Regions from separate parts of the Homo sapiens genome. Here region 1 is linked to region 2. Evidence: chromatin loops called from intact Hi-C (ENCODE). Cell type or tissue: OCI-LY7. All regions are shown on one strand.

Region 1 (2,500 bases), 110 kb before region 2:
TGTTCAGGGCTAATGCACCGCTGATTTAGCTTCAACCTCCTCAAAAGTTTTTTCTTTAACTGTTAATTTTTGATGGACAATGTATTACCAGGGACAGTCACATCTGCCAGGTTGTGCAGGCAGGATTTGAAGCGTGCCTAAGGTGTGGGCAGATGAACAAGTTCTATCACCTGGAGTGTGGCGGTTTCCCTAACTCTCCCTAGCCACTAGTTAGGCCTTAATATGCTTAGAAGGTTGCTCGTCTAATATGAACTGTGTGAGACTTTGGCTGGAGGGTAGTTCTGTGTCCCAGTGATAAAAGAACACGTAAAACAACCCAGTGCCTGATCATTCTCCCTGGCTGTCAGTGAATCATGTCTAATGGCATCTCTATACAGTTTGCGCCAATTTGCTTGCAATGGCATCCTTTTCCGTGGGCTCGCTGCTCAGCAGGCCCTGAAGCAATCTATGAATAACTTCCCAACAGATGCTGTTTATGAATTGAAGCAAATGGCTTCCCTGTTTCTCTTTTTTCTCACTTCAATAATTTTCAGTTACATTACGATGAATATTTATAGTCCTGTAGCAGTGCATAAAAATGGAGAACAAGCAGACCTGGGCATTGTTTCATACGTGAGTGCTGTTCTAATGGGTTTTGGCTGACTGGTTTTAATAATGTTCAGTTGATGGACTGAAAGAGGATGCAAATCGTAGATCAGTCATTTTCATGCACTGTTTTAGCAGGATGGGCATTGATGGAGCGCTGGTTGCATCCCTCACGTGCCTGTGATGCCTTAACTCTCTAAGTCAACTCGTTCCTATGTGTCTGCCTCCTCTGTCTACTTCTTTTGAGTAATATCAACTAGTTGACTTCCGCAGAGACTCTGACACCAATGTAAGAGCTCATTAGGTTTATTTTACCACTCTCTACAGGTATTACCATTTGTGATTCAAACGACTAACTGTGTTAGAAGCTGCGGCCCAACCAACATAACATTCTGTGAAATGAAAATGTAAAATCATAAGGAATACGTTGGTTTTGATTTGCCAGCTTATTTTATAGAAAGATATTGAGCCACATTTTACTCTAAATGGCTTTTTCAAATGTTCCATATTTCCATGTTCTCTTAAATATTACAAAAATGAGAGGACTTACATCTAAACATCGCTCCTAAATTTGATTCCAAGAGAGCTACTCTAACTTCAGTGGCTTATGTTTCAAATAGCTGATATACCTTACTTGCATTTTCTATTTTACAATAATGAGTTAGTTAACTAGCCTATATTTTCCAAACCATTGACTGTGTCATATGGGCCCACATACAAATAATTGTCTGTTTGGCTATTTGCTTATAAATAAGAGTGTTGAAAATTGTATGTAAATATGTATATGCATGCACAGTAAATATATATTGAAGCCTCCCAAAATATTCAAATTGCCTCATTTTCCACTGTTGCATTATGAAATACTCACCAACTACTCAAATGGAACCATATTTATTATGCATGCAAACCCACAATATCTTTACCACCTATCATTTGTATGCTGTACACAGAAGGTTGTGCTGTAACACAACAGTAAAAAATAAAAACGGCAATTTGGAGAGAAGGATCTTTCTTGCTCTAACTGCAGCAGATGCAAAGAGTGGTTTCCTTTGAAAAGGGGAAGTATAACACAATCCTGAAATATTTGAAGCATTAACAAAAAGTTCAAGAATTTAATATTTGATATGCAAATATTATTGTTAAAGAAACTAATATGCAGCATAATGTCTCAGAATGCTTCAAAATCATGCCCCCAAAATACTAAACTAAGAAACTCTGAGAATATTTTCAGGCCTGGAGCAAAAGGTCTAAAAATAGACCAGGATTTGTACTTTTGCAGAACAATTCACCATAGCACTTTTCTATTTGTCTTAAATAATAGTAAAATATTGTAAATGTTACAAATGTAATAAACAGTATGGGAAGTTAATTGTTCCCCTCACTAGGAAAACTACCGTTAATAATGCTTTGTATATAACTTTAGATAGTAGTACGCATATGGAACATTTACACAGGAATATTTTTCTTCATGTGCCATATTTTCTCTTCCATAATGGAAAGTGTCTGGATCTTGTGTTCTTTTTGCACTTTTTATTTTTTTATTTTTTGAGACAGAGTTTTGCTCTTGTCACACAGGCTAGAGTGCAACGGCACAATCTTGGCTCACTGCAACTCTGCCTCCCAGGTTCAAGCGATTCTCCCGCCAGAGCCTCCCGAGTAGCTGGGATTACAGGTGCCCCCCACTACACAGGGTTACTTTTTGTATTTTTGGTAGAGATGTGGTTTCACCATGTTGGCCAGACTGGCCTCGAAGTCCTGACCTTAAGACCTCAAGTGAGCTACTCGCCTTGGTCTCCCAAAGTTCTGGGATTACGGGCGTGAGCCACCGCGACCAGCCGTCTTTTTGCACCTTGTTCTTGATCAACACTTCTCCTGATTTCTAAGTAGGCAAGCTTTTTTATTGTTTATTGTTTTG
Region 2 (2,500 bases):
CTTGACCTGATTTAAAGCTATATTAAGCAAACTATGTGTGTTAGATATATTCATTTTTGCCTTGATTATTACATACTGAACATCACCTTCCATTTTAAAGTAGGATATTTTTGTTAAAATATTAAAAAGCATTTTTGTATGCCTTATACTTATTTTTACCTTACTATTCAATATTACTTTATTGAAAGCTGCTCAGAGAATATGCAGTAGAATACCAGAGTACATTACAATAAAGGGTTGTTTTATAACTGTAATATAAAAGAAATAGTGGGTACAACTATGGTCGCATATTGGCTCTTTAAGAATGCGTACCAGTGCTAGGCTGCTAAATATAGCGAATTGGCCTAAGGATTGGAGCAGACAGGTTGTTATTCGGTGCAAGCTGGTGCTTAGTGATAATCCATCGATCATCTGATTGATCCTATTGACCTCATCGCAGAGTCAGGGTGCAGCTATTGATATTTGATCAGACCCTATAATATCAAAGCCAAATACAGATGCAAATAAATATTTCCTGCTGATCTTATGAACTTATAAGAAAATTATTACAATGCTATAAAAACTCTTACTTACGTAAGCTCAAACCTATGGTTTCAACTCCTAGTTAGGGAAAATAGATGTTATACCACACTGCAAACAAAAATATTTAGAAATGGCAAAAATGAAGTTTAGCCTTTAATTGTTAATTTCTTAAAGTTTACTTAAGAAGACAATTTGAACTCTTTTAAACATTCTTTCAATTTTAAACTTTCTGCGAAAGTATCAAAGCTTAACTGGATAAATCGGCATGCCATTTTTGATAACAATTTAGTAACATCTCCCAAGATGTAAAATGTGCAAATCCTGACACTTCCATTTCCAGGTGCTTATACTAAGAAAATTATTAGACAAATGTGAAAAGATGTATGTTAAGCTATAGTTATTGCAACAATGGTTTTAATGGCAAAAAATTGAAGAGGAGTTTCATCTCCGTCAAAAGGGGATTGGTAAAATAAATCATAGCACATCCACACAATGGGATTTGATGTAGACATTAAAAGGGATGAGAATATGTCTATCTACCCACGAGGAAAAATGCCCATGTTACATTGCTGAGTGGAGAAAACAAGGAACAGAATACTCTGCTTCAAAATAATTTTGGAGAAAAGAATCATATTTGCACATACATAAAAATGTCAAAAAGGATATAAACATCCTTTCTACAGTGGTAGTTAAATCTGGTGAGAGGACTAGAATGACTTGAACTTTTAACTTCCTATAATTTTTATTTTTTGGATTCATTTTTGGAATGAACATATATTGCTTTTTATCAAAAAGCTTAAAATATTAGTGAGAGAGTTTCAATGGTAAAATTAGAAAGATACCAAACCACGTTTCCAGTTTAAGAAAAAAGAAGGGAGAATAAGTAGGAAAATATCATGAGGCCCTTTTCCTTTTAAGGGTCTTAATCCAGTAAAATGTCTAGGCCAGCATTTCAGAATTATACTTCATGAAACACTGTCTTCTGAAGATACTCCTTGGACAAAAGTGTCCACTGTTTGTTATGTTCTCCTCCTGGAGATTTGCAGTGCTTGTAAGTATATGAAAGTTCTGGAAAGATTTGCGTGTAAGAAATCTGATTTTGTTTAACTAAAATTTTCCAGACACTTTTTTTTTCGACAGCATCTACCATACCTATTCAGATTACATGCATTGAGAAGCATGGGCCAAGATAATTCTGGAATCCTCTGTTCATCCTTTTATCTCTCACTTCTACTGAGTTGACACATACTAGGTTCTCAGAAAATACTTGTTTAATTACTAAGGAAACGAGGAATGAAGATTTTGGTGGAATCTTAAACTGTTCCTTAGTTGTTACTACTTGTGTGTGAGTGTGTGTGTACATATGGATGTATGTGCATTTTTGTGTGTGTGTTTATAATTTCGAGATTTCTCAAATGGAGAGTGTCATAAACATTATTTTGTCAGTATAACATACATGTATTATGTGTGTATCTTTATGTAGATATTTGACTCTATTCAATTTTGACAGCTACTCCATTCAAAATAATTCAAAGACTATACTTACAAATGTAGTGAAAAATTAAATCCCTAAGGTTTTCAGTCACAGGTTTGGGGATTTTTCTCCTCTATAAGTTTAGAAAAGACTATAGGAGTTGTCTTGAGGGACTGAAGAGGCTTCACTTGGCAAATAGGGAAAGGACTTTTACTTTCCAAATCTTTTGATATCAAGAGAAAAAGTCACTTTGCCTTTGTAGCAGAGAGAAAATAACACCAGACAAGCACTTTTTCCTTTCTTTGGGAATAAAGAGAAGATGAATTTTGTTTAAAATTTGTATAACCTAATTGAATTCCCCAAAGATAATACCCTCAAAGCACTTAGGGAACTCTGTTGGCCCATTATTTCTTTCTCTTTTCCCAACTTCATATAATAAAGGTCCAAAAAAGAAAAGAAAAATGATATTATCACAGGGTTTCTCCAAGAAAATGGATAGGAATG

What was found. Peaks named below come from ENCODE experiments on the same cell type or tissue, not always from the same donor. Only the 100,000 strongest peaks of a DNase experiment are listed, where the experiment ranks them.
Region 1: a loop joins it to region 2, with 2.2 times the contacts of the local background. A loop is called at or near these places in 5 of 110 quality-filtered maps.

The regions. Positions count from the first base shown.
Region 1 is chr3:67,897,528-67,900,027 of GRCh38, forward strand. The region is part of intron 6 of SUCLG2-DT (SUCLG2 divergent transcript); the gene reads left to right. Among named protein-coding and RNA genes, the nearest start is that of TAFA1, 110 kb to the right of the region's middle. In OCI-LY7, a CTCF peak has its summit at 1,535; DNase peaks (open chromatin) are centred at 604 and 1,574; H3K4me3 peaks cover 1,734 bases; H3K27ac peaks cover 2,500 bases.
Region 2 is chr3:68,011,378-68,013,877 of GRCh38, forward strand. The region is part of intron 2 of TAFA1 (TAFA chemokine like family member 1); the gene reads left to right. Among named protein-coding and RNA genes, the nearest start is that of TAFA1, 8.4 kb to the left of the region's middle. In OCI-LY7, no CTCF peak of the experiment used is centred here; no DNase peak of the experiment used is centred here.